Regions from separate parts of the Homo sapiens genome. Here region 2 is linked to region 1. A link is a contact called in ENCODE Hi-C or POLR2A ChIA-PET data. All regions are on one chromosome and are shown on one strand. Each heading gives the region's core, a stretch centred on a gene start or an enhancer-like site at or near the end of the contact. The rest is flanking DNA. Distances are from core to core; before and after follow the strand shown.

Region 1 (5,614 bases), core at 1,399-3,898:
TTTTAATTTTTTAAATAATTATTGTTTAGGGCCGGGCACGATGGTTCACGCCTGTAATCCCAGCACTTTGGGAGGCCGAGGCAAGCGGATCACTTGAGGTCAGGAGTTTGAGACCAGCCTGGCCAACATGGTGAAACCCTGTCTCTATGAACAGTTTTTTAAAAAAATTAGCTGCTGGGCCAGGCGCAGTGCCTCACACCTGTAATCCCAGCACTTTGGGAGGCCAAGGCGGGCAGATCACCTGAGGTCAGGAGTTTAAGATCAGCCTGGCCAACATGGTGAAACCCCATCTCTACTAAAAATACAAAAATTAGCCAGGTGTGGTGGCGGGCGCCCGTAATCCCAGCTACTCAAGATTACAAGCATGAGAATCACTTGAACCCAGGAGGTGGAGGTTGCAGTAAGTAGAGATTGTGCCACTGCACTCCACCTTGGGCAACAGAGTGAGACTGTCTCAAAATAATAACAATAATAACTATAATAATAATTATTATTATTATTTAGATTTATTTCTCCTGAAGTCAATTTTGTTTATATTTTTCTAGAAAATTATTTATCACAACTTTCTATTTTTTAGATATGATCTTTTGATGTATGTCTCTACTATGTCTGTAATTATGTTGTCCTTTTCAATCTTATTATGTGTTATTTAATATTAGGGATGTCAGCCAGGCATGGTGGCTTATGCCTGTAATCCCAGCTACTCGGGTGACTGAGGCACGAGAATTGCTTGAACCCAGGAGGCAGAGGTGGCAGTGAGCCGAAATCACACCACTGAATTCCAGCCTGGGTGACAGAGTGAGACTTTGTCTCAAAATAATAATAATAATAGGGATGTGTTCTAATAAGCTAGAGTGAGTGGGTGATCATAGTCCTAATGGAGGCCTATTCCCAGCAATATGAAGAGATATTTATGGCCCAAATACAGTCACGCACCACATAACAACGGTTCAGTCAATGTAGACCACACATACGACAGCGGTCCGGTAAGATTATAATGGAGCTGAAAATTCCTATCACCTGTTGCCATTGTAGCTGTCTTGATACTGTAACGAAAGGCATTACTCATACATTTGTGGTGATGCTGCTGTAAACAAAACTATTGTGCTGCCAGCTGTATAAAAAAATAGCACATACAGCCGGGCGCGGTGGCTTACGCCTGTAATCCCAGCACTTTGGGAGACCGAGGCGGGCGGATCACGATGGTCAGGAGATCAAGACCATCCTGGCTAACACAGTGAAACCCCATCTTTACTAAAAATACAAAAAATTAGCTGGGCGTGGTGGCGGGCACCTGTAGTCCCAGCTACTTGGGAGGCTGAGGCAGGAGAATAGCGTAAACCCAGGAGGCGGAGCTTGCAGTGAGCTGAAATCGTGCCACTGCACTCCAGCCTGGGCGACAGAGCGAGACTCCACCTAAAAAAAAATACAATTATGTGCAGTACACATACTTGATAATGATCATAAGCCACTGTTACCAGCTTATGTATTTACTATACTATTTGTTGTTGTTTTAGAGTGTACTCTTTCTACTTATTTAAAAAAAAAAAAAGAAGGTATTCCAGAAGAAGGCCTTGATATCAATAGGAGATGGCAACTCCGTGAGTGGAATTGCCCATGAGGACGTACCAGTGGGACCAGATGTGGAGATGGAAGACAGTGATACTGGTGATCCTGACCTTGTATAGGCCTAGGTGCGCATTTGTGTTTTAGTTTTTAACAAAAATGTTTAAAAAGAAAAAAAAATAGGCCAGGTGCGGTGGCTCACGCCTGTAATCCAAGCACGTTGGGAGTCCAAGGTGGGTGAATCACCTGAGGTCAGGAGTTCGAGACCAGCCTGGCCAACATGGCGAAACCCCGTCTCTACTAAAAAAAATTAGCTGGGCGTAGTGGCACACACCTGTAATCCCAGCTACTTGGGAGGCTGAGGCAGGAGAATTGCTTGAACCCGGGAGGCGGAGGTTGCAGTGAACGGAGATCACGCCAATACACTCCACCCTGGGCGATAGAGCAAGACTCTGCCTTAAAAATAAATAAATAAATAGAAAAAGCTTATAGAATAAGGATATAAAGGAAGAAAATATTTTTGTACAGCTGTACAGTGTGTTCATGTTTTAAGCTAAGTGTTATTACAAAAAGTTTTAAAAAAATTTTTAAAGCTTATAAAGTAAAAAAGTTGGCCGGGCATGGTGGCTAATGCCTGTATTCCTAGCACTTTGGGAGGCGGAGGCAGGCAGATTGCTTGAGTTTAGGAGATCAAGACCAGCCTAGGCAATATGGCAAAACCCCATCTCTACAAAAAATACAAAAATTAGCTGGGTGTGGTGGCGTGTGCCTGTAATCCCAGCTACTCAGGAGGCCGAGGTGAGAGGTTGGCTTGAGCCCAGGAGGCAGAGGTTTGCAGTGAGCCAAGATAGTGCCACTGCACTCCATCCAGCCTGGGCAACAGAGCCAGACCCTGTCTCAAAAAAAAAAAAAAAAAGTTACAGTAAGCTAAGGCTAATTTATCATTGAAGAAAGAAAAATGTTTTAAATAAATTTAGTGTAGCCTAAGTGTACAGTGTTTCTAAAGTCTACAGTAGTGTACAGTCATGTCCTAGGCCTTCATATTGATTCACCACTCACTCACTGACTCACCGAGAGCAATTTCCAGTCTGCAGGCTCCATTCATGGTAAGTGCATTATATAGGTGTGCCATTTTTATCTCTTATACTGCATTTTTGCTGTACCTTTTCTATGTTTAGATATGTTTAGACACACAGATACTTACGGTTGTGTTACAGTTGCCTACAGTATTCAGTACAGTAACATGCTGTACAGATAGTAGCCTAGAACAATAGGCTACACCACATGTTCCAAATGTGTAGGCTCTACCATCTCAGTTTGTGTAAGTACACCTCTGTCATGTTCACACAACAATGAAATCACCTAAGCACACATTTCTCAGAACATATTCCTGTTTTAAGTGACACATGACTGTACTTACTTTCCTATCCTCCCTTGCGGTTAGGACAGAGGCTGTTACCTAGACTTAAAATTGGGAACAAGTGGTATAAAAGCCAAAATCTAGTAGCTCCATTCCTGGGTGGGGTGCCCGAAGGTAGTTGGGAGTAGCAGCATAGCAGGTCAGAGATACTGGAATAGTCCAAGCTGTGGTGCCCAGGGTCCTGCAGAGGTCAGGATGTCCTCACTGGGCTGCTTTGGGGCATGATTTGAGGAAACAGCTGCACCCAGCCTCCCCTGTACCTGCTCATTTTCCAAGCTGCTACTTCAGCCTTTCCAATGGTTCTTTAAGCCAATATCATTTAACTACATTTTCTCCCTAAAGCATACAAGGTCGGTGTTATGGGTTGAACCATGAACCCCAAAATTCTTATGTTGAAGTCCTAACCCCTCTATCTCAGAATGTGACCATATTTAGGTTGTTACAGATGCAATTAAGATGAAGTCATACTGGAGCAGGGTGGGCCCCTAATCCAGTGTGACTGCTGTCCATATAAAAGGGGGAAATTTGGATCCAGAGACACACACAGTGGGAGAACAGTATGTGGGGATTGGAGTTATGTTGCACAAATCCAAGGAAATACCAAAAGCTAGGAGAGCGACCTGAAATAGATCCATCCCTAGAGGCTTCAGATCAACCATGGCTCTGCCGACATTTTAATTTCAGACCTGGCCTCCAGAACTGGAAATAATAAACTCTGTTGTTCTGAGCCACATGGTTTACAGCACTTTATTAGCACAGCCTTAGCAAACAAATACAGTTGATTTCTGCTACTTACCACTGAGGATCATGGCTGGTATTATTTTGTACTGAGTAAATAATTATGAGACAACCCAGAACTTGGCAAATCTGACAGCTCAGGCAGAGATGGGTGCTTTAAATGACAGGTCGGCATGGTCTTCAAATTCTCACAAAAGTAGTCCTGCCTTGCAGGCCTGTCGAGCAGTCTTTGGTAGCATTCAAGTCCTCCTCCCAAGGCAAGTTGGAGTGGTTCGATGCTCAGTAGGTTCCTTAGGTGGGTGGGAGAATCCCAGCCCTTGAGCCTGCAGCCTCTTCCTGGCCACTCCCTTTTCCTGGTGGCTGAGGTGTTTGGAACTCTCTGTCCACCACAACTAGCTCAAGATGTCTTGGCTGTTGGTCTTCAAAGTGGTTAAAAAGACACTGCGCCTCCTCCCTGATGAGGATCTGCCTCACAGTCATATGGCTCTTTAATTTTTTCTCCTGTGGCTAGATCTAGAAGGCAACTGCCACCTAATCTCTGGCAGTCCCCAAAACAGGTCACTGTAACACTTGCTTTATTAAAAAAATGCCATGATAGTCTTTGTTTCTTTATTCTAAGCCAACACTGTCACTTACGTAGGTTATGTCAGATGTTTGGGGTCAATCTGTTCCCTAGAACCCAAAGTCAATGGCAGAAAGTTAAGCCAAAGAAGCACAAATGACCCATCTTGCAGTGCATGCCTGGCTGAGGATAGCTCAGGAGAGTACTCATGGGCTGAGAGTTTTAGCAACATAGTACATTTACCCTCATTGGCTGAAGCAAACAGTACAGCTGCCTTACCAGCTCTAATTGGTCGTGACCATAGGTGGCACTATGAACAAGATTGTAAGAGATTATTATATACAATGTGGGGGTTACACATTTAACTCACTCCAACTCAGAGAGGCAGATAGAAAAGTAGCACTTTAATTTTGCCTATAAGTATTCCTGAGGCTGTACCTGCAGTGTAATAGGAAAACTAATTAAATGTCCAATATTATTTAGATCTGGTTGGATCTGTTTATTTAATCAGCAATTTAGGCAATGTCTCTTAAATAGAAATGTCAGTCTTTTTTTTTTAGATTTCCCTGACCCTCTGCTTTTCTAAGTCAGTATCCTAGTATTTTAGCGGGGAGGGATATCCTGGCCATGTGCTGTTCTGTCAATTCTGCTCCCATCTGCTGCTTTCCAGCCCCAAGTCTTTTGCCCACCTTTTTACTCTCCATTCTGTTAGCCTCTGATGCTGCAGCCCGGAGGTTCAAGCCCAGTCCCCAGTAATAAAGTCTAATCCTGTTTGGCTTGCTCTGTGAGTACGTTGGTTTCAGCACCTGCTCACTGCTTAGATTTTTGGGCTCCCTTTTCATTCCTGGTACAAAAATTATCGTGCTCTCTCTCTCTCTTTTTTTTTTACCTTTTTATTTTATTTTATTTTATTTGGATGTAGAGATGGGGTCTCACTATGTTGCCCAGGCAGGTCTTAAACTCCTGGGCTCAAGCGATCCTCCCACCTCAACCTCCCAAGTAACTGAGGCCAGGCAGGAGCCACTGCAGCCCACTCCATAGCACATTTATATACAGGAAGTATTAATATATAAAAATGAGAATTAGGCCAGGTGCAGTGGCTTGCACCTGTCATCCCAGCACTTTGGTAGGCTGAGGTGGAAGGATTGCTGGAGCCCAGGAGTTCAAGATCAGCCTGGGCAACATAGGGAGATGCCATCCCTACAAAAATAAAAAAATTAGCCAGGCATGGTGGTGCATGTGTGTGGTCCCAGCTACTCAGGAGGCTGAGATGGGAGGATCACTTGAGCCTGGGAGGCCGAGGCTGCAATGAGCTATGACCTCACCAC
Region 2 (5,614 bases), core at 1,996-4,495, 760 kb before region 1:
AATTTCTATGTATTAATCTTACAACTGTGTCAAATTAATAAAGGGTCACTTAACCTTCATAATAAACCTCTAGTTTAGAAATTTACTAATAAACACTAATCCCTTAGCAGGGACAGAACTCTAGCATAATAAATACTTAACTTATGAAAAACACATATATAAAATCTTTAACCCAATACCCATTTACTAAAAAATACTGTGAAATTCAAAGGAATTGTTATTTCCCAAATAAATGCCAAGTTGTTCTTAATGTAATCACTGAGTAACTTAAAATCAATTCAGTTTTTTCTATTACACTCATGTTTATAGACAATGAAGTTTTTACTAAACTGAGCAACTGTAGGAGGTAAAACCACAGTACGAATTTTATAATATTTTCCTTAATATGGTATACCTAATAGTTCTTAAAAAGCATTTGGCTTCATGGCTTTATTTTTTAAAACAACAAAATTTAAATCCAAGTCACTCTAATTTCAAGATTCATGTTAAATACACGAACTAATATTATTCAAACCATAAACATCAATAAAACACTAAAAGACACGTAAGAAAATCCCTAGGCATCTTCACTTTTTATATATGATACTTTAACCTAGAACTAAATAAACATTAATGTTGGATAACAGAAAAGTAAGCAAAAGCTGGTCACGATGGCTCACGCCTGTAATCCCAGCACTTTGGCCAAGGCAGGCAGATCACTTGAGGTCAGAAGTTCAAGACCAGTTTGGCCAACACAATGAAACCCCGTCTCTATACAAAAATTAGCCGGGTGCGATGGTACATGCCTGTAGTCCCAGCTACTCAGGGGACTGAGACATGTGAATCGCTTGACCCTGGGAGGTGGAGGCTGCAGTGAGCTGAGATCTCGCCATTGCACTCCAGGCTTGGTAACAGAGTGAGACTTAAAAAAAAAAAGAAAGAAAGAAAGAAAGAAAAGTAAATTAAAAGATATTTTTCAAAACTGAATATAGAAATGTATAAGCACAATTTACTATAAATCTGTATTTCCAAACTCAGTTGGATATGATGTTACTAGACTAATATTAAAAGTCTAAATATGGGCCAGGTGTGCTGGCTTACGCCTGTAATCCCAGTACTTTGGAAGACTGAGGCAGGAGGATTGCTTGAGGCCAGGACTTTGAGACCAGCCTGTGCAACATAGCAGGACATCATCTCTAATTTTTTTTTAAAGTCTAATATTGACTATGTGCACATGAAATGTGTATACCATGTGTACACCGCCCCCCCCCCCGCCACACACACACTGATCAAAAGAAGCTATGCCAAATGCCAAGCAACTATAACCCCCAAAACAAACTGTTTCACAAATAGCTCATTTAAATGTTTCTGCATTTAAATCAACCTAAAATATTGTTAAATATATTCTCAAAGAAAACTAAATTTGCCTATTTATTCTCTACTTCTAGAGCAGTGCACTCAAAATAACTGTTACAATCTAACACACCCGATTCAAGTATCCCACTAATAAAAATGTTTGTTCTGTATAGTCATCCCTTGGTGTATCTGGGTATTGGTTCCAGTGCCTCTGTATGGACCAAAACACGTGCACACTCAAGTGCCACAGTCATCCCTGTGGAATCTGTGTGTATGAAAAGTCAGCCCTTTGTATATGGAAATTTCGCATCCCACAAATACTTTCTGGTTGACAAAATCCATCTATAAGTGGATCCATACGGTTCAAACCCTGTGTTGTTAAAGGGTCAATTGTATATACGTTTTGTAACATTCCCCCTCATGAAATGCCAACAACAAAAAGTTTACCAGAAAAGTTTGCATCCGAGCACATCTATCCCTGTGATTAACTTTTATAGAGCTCTTAAAATAAGTATTGTTCAAAAGCTATTTAATGACAAAGACAAAATGTTCATGATATAAAATTAAGTATAAGAAAAAAGGGCTGGGCACAGTGGCTCATGCCTGTAATCCAGCACTTTGGGAGGCTGAGGCGGGCAGATCACCTAAGGTTAGGAGTTTGAGACCAGCCTGGCCAACATGATGAAACCCCCATCTCTACTAAAAATACAAAAATTAGCCAGGCATGGTGGCACATGCCTGTAATCCCAGCTACTCGGGAGGCTGAGTCAGGAGAATTGTTTGAGCCTGGGAGGCAGAAGTTGCAGTGAGCTGAGATTGCGCCACTGCACTCCAGCCTGGGTGACAGTGAGACTCCGTCTCAAAAAAAAGAAAAACGAAAAAAGGTAAAAAAAAATATTATTAAAAAAAATAAAGCTGGGCTGAGCACGTGGTTCACACCTACAATCCCAGCACTTTAGGAGGCCAAGTAGGGAGGACTGCTTGAGCCCAGGAATTCAAGATCAGCCTGGGCAACTTAGTGAGATCCTGTCTCTACAAAAAAAAAAAAAAAAAGTTAGCTGGGCGTGGTGGCGAATGCCTGTAATCCCAGCTACTGGGGAGGCTGAGGTGAGAGGATCGCTTGAGCCCAGGAGGCCAACAGTGCAGTGAGCTGTGATCATGCCACTGCACTCTAGCCTGGGCAACAGTGTAAGACACTGTCTCAAAACAACAACAAACCACTAAATGCAATATGTATCCCTAGGTTGGATCCTGGAACAGAAAAAGAACATTAGAAAAACAGAAGAAATGTAAATAGTCTGTAGTTTAGTTAATAGTATTGTACTAGTATTAATTTCTTAGTTTTGACAAATATGTCACGGTTATGTAAGATGTTAACATTAGGGGAAGCTAGGTGAAGGGTATATGGGAATCTCTGTACTATCTTTGCAACTTAACATTCTAAAATTATTCTACAAAATTTTATTTTAAAAGTTGCTCTTCACACCCAGTAGCAAACTTGAGAGGATTTGCATTTTTACAAAATAATGTTTTACACCTATTTTTCTCTCCCCTACCTCCACATAAAATACATAAACCCACAAAAAGAGACTAGATGAACACACCCTAAAATGTTAACACTGATTAATTTGGTGGTAGAATGAAAAGGATTTTTTCTTTTTATGTTTTCTAGTGTTTGAATAGCTTTTATAATCAATGAATTATTAACTAAAGAAAATACAAATCAATACTTACTGAAGGGTTCTTTAGAAACAAAAGCTGTAAGTGTCTAAGCAGAGCCCAAAAGCAGACTACATACAAAACACGTTTGGGCAGACTGTGAAGAACACAGTGGCCAAGGGAAACTGCCAGGAGCATTTAAGTAGGGAAACTCTAATGAGTAAATGCTGGAAACCTGCCAACAAGCAGAACTTAACATCTACTCTCAGGTTAAAGTGCCTGAGGCCAACAAGCTATGCTCAAAATTCACATCTTAGGGGAATGAATGTCTTGAAAAGCCCCCAATACTATGAATTCATGGAGACACACAGCCTGGGTTTACTTCAAACATAAATAATGCAGCTGGACACCTGGTATGCAACTGCCCACTGAGAACTCCTAGAGACAGTCTTCAGTACCACAATATGTTCCCAAAGTTTTTCTTCCCTACTTCTTTCCTAACACCTCCCTACCACCTACGCCCATTCCTTAGCCCTAAGGCCTAAAAATGGCACCCTGGTGCCATCTAGCAACATGGGTAGAATTATCTAGGTCTAGAGACCACTGGAATTACAGAATCAAATCCTATTTCAGATGTGTAACAGATGCCTCCCAAAAGTTGTTTTTTTTTTTCCTGATACTTTCAAGGAAAAATACGTTCTAGTAATTCCATTAAGCCATAAGAAGGGAAAATTTAATCAACAATATTCTCCAATCAAAATTTAAAGGTACAATCATATTGTCCCTTAAAGAAAGTGCTAGTGGAATCAGATTACATTTTGATAAGAAATTTCTTCTAAGCTGTAATCAGCGTAACTGACATAGGTTGCAAGCTCCTCCTAAAATAGCTCCAAGTGGGCCAGGCGCAGTGGCTCATGCCTGTAATCCCAGCACTTTGGGAGGCTGAGGCAGGCGGATCATGAGGTGAGCAGTTCGAGACCATCCTGGCTAACACAGTGAAACCCCGTCTCTACTAAAAATACAAAAAATTAGCCGGGCGTGGAGGTGGGCGCCTGTAATCCCAACTACTCGGGAGGCTGAGGCAGGAGAATCTTGTGTACCTGGGAGGCGGAGGTTGCAGTGAGCCGAGATTGTGCCACTGCACTCCAGCCTGGGCAACAGAGTGAGACTGAGACTCCGTCTAAAAACAAAAACAAAAACAAAAACAAAAATAGCTCTAAGTGGCCTGTTCTGAGTTTTGTGTTATTTTTAAAAAATAATTTTTAATTATTTGTTTATGGGTCACTCATTCTCAGCACAAAGTACAGTAAGTCCTAGAACCACCACTTAATAAACATTTATATGCATTCCTTTTTAGTTTACTTTTTTTTTTTTTGAGATGGAGTCTCGCTCTGTCACCCAGGCTGGAGCGCAACAGTGCGATCTTGGCTCACTGCAACCTCTGCCCCCTGGGTTCAAGCAATTCTCCTGCCTCAGCCTCTCAAGTAGCTGGAATTACAGGCATGCGCCACCACGCCCAGCTAAGTTTTGTATTTTTAGTAGAGACAGGGTTGCACTATGTTGTCCAGGCTGGTCTTGAACTCCTGACCTCAGATCTGCCCACCTCAGCCTCCCATAGTTTACTCTTTTGAATCCCTGTGGACTCTGTAATAAGATACCTAGGATTAACTTAATGAACTACAAAATAAGACACTACACTCAGAGGCAAAGGGATCTTGTAAGTTTAAGTACCTGGCCTTTACTTCATGAGTTCTGTAACAGTGATTTTAAGCATCAGAAGCCTTTGTTTCTTACTTTCCAGTTCTTGGTTGTGTTTAAGAAAGTAGAGGCTACCTACCAAAAAAGTGATCCTCAGGTATGGTGGTCACTGTACTGTTATTGTTGTTATTTTGAATATTAATAGACATATATCCTGTTTTTAATCAAAGCTGAGACATGATTTTTTTTTTTTTTTTTTTTTTTTTGAGACGGAGTTTCGCTCTTGTTGCCCAGGCTGGAATGCAATGGCATGATCTTGGCTCACTGCAACCTCCGCCTCCCAGGTTCAAGCAATTCTCCTGCCTCAGCCTCCCGAGTAGCTGGGATTACAGGCATGCACCACCATGCCCGGATAATTTTGTATTTTTAGTAGAGACGGGGTTTCTCCATGTTGAGGCTGGTCTCGAACTCCTGACATCAGGTGATCTGCCCGCCTTGGCCTCCTAAAGTGCTGGGATTACAGGCATGAGCCACCGTGCCCGGCCAGAGATGACTGATTTTAAGACTGATATTTTATATACCACTGAGAAAGAAAAAAAGTCAATTTAACTGTAATATGCCACTAATTGTAAGACACACCCAAATTTTAGTGAATAAAATTGGAAAATGTTTCTTAGGATCCATAAAACATGCCATACAGTCAATGAAAGAACTATCAACACATTACAAATAACAGAAATGAAAAGTTGTTTGGACCATCTTTTCTTTACTCCTTCCCAGATGTTGAAGATAGTTACTATCAAGTGGTAGGATTCCAGAGCATCCACGACTGATGTGATGTTCTTTTGAGCCCTTCTTAAATACTGATCTAAAAAACAATCTCATAATGCAGACTGCTGGGAACTATTTTCCCCATTTTTCA

What was found. Hi-C counts contacts between places; a loop is a spot of excess contacts on that map. ChIA-PET counts read pairs that join two places held with the same protein, here RNA polymerase II (POLR2A). Pooled maps may share reads with other maps.
Region 2: POLR2A ChIA-PET joins it to region 1 with 13 read pairs in BJ. The contact joins two enhancer-like sites. A Hi-C loop is called at or near these places in 1 of 50 pooled maps. POLR2A ChIA-PET finds 5 or more read pairs at or near these places in 3 of 52 experiments (BJ, H1 and T-cell).

The regions. Positions count from the first base shown.
Region 1 is chr12:68,792,070-68,797,683 of GRCh38, reverse strand. No RefSeq gene overlaps it. Among named protein-coding and RNA genes, the nearest start is that of MDM2, 13 kb to the left of the region's middle. Within about 2 kb of position 2,648, at least 2 of the 41 ENCODE cell types and tissues checked have a DNase peak (open chromatin) inside an H3K27ac peak, as active enhancers do.
Region 2 is chr12:69,551,647-69,557,260 of GRCh38, reverse strand. All of the region lies in intron 3 of FRS2 (fibroblast growth factor receptor substrate 2), which reads right to left. Among named protein-coding and RNA genes, the nearest start is that of MIR3913-2, 30 kb to the left of the region's middle. Within about 2 kb of position 3,245, at least 3 of the 41 ENCODE cell types and tissues checked have a DNase peak (open chromatin) inside an H3K27ac peak, as active enhancers do.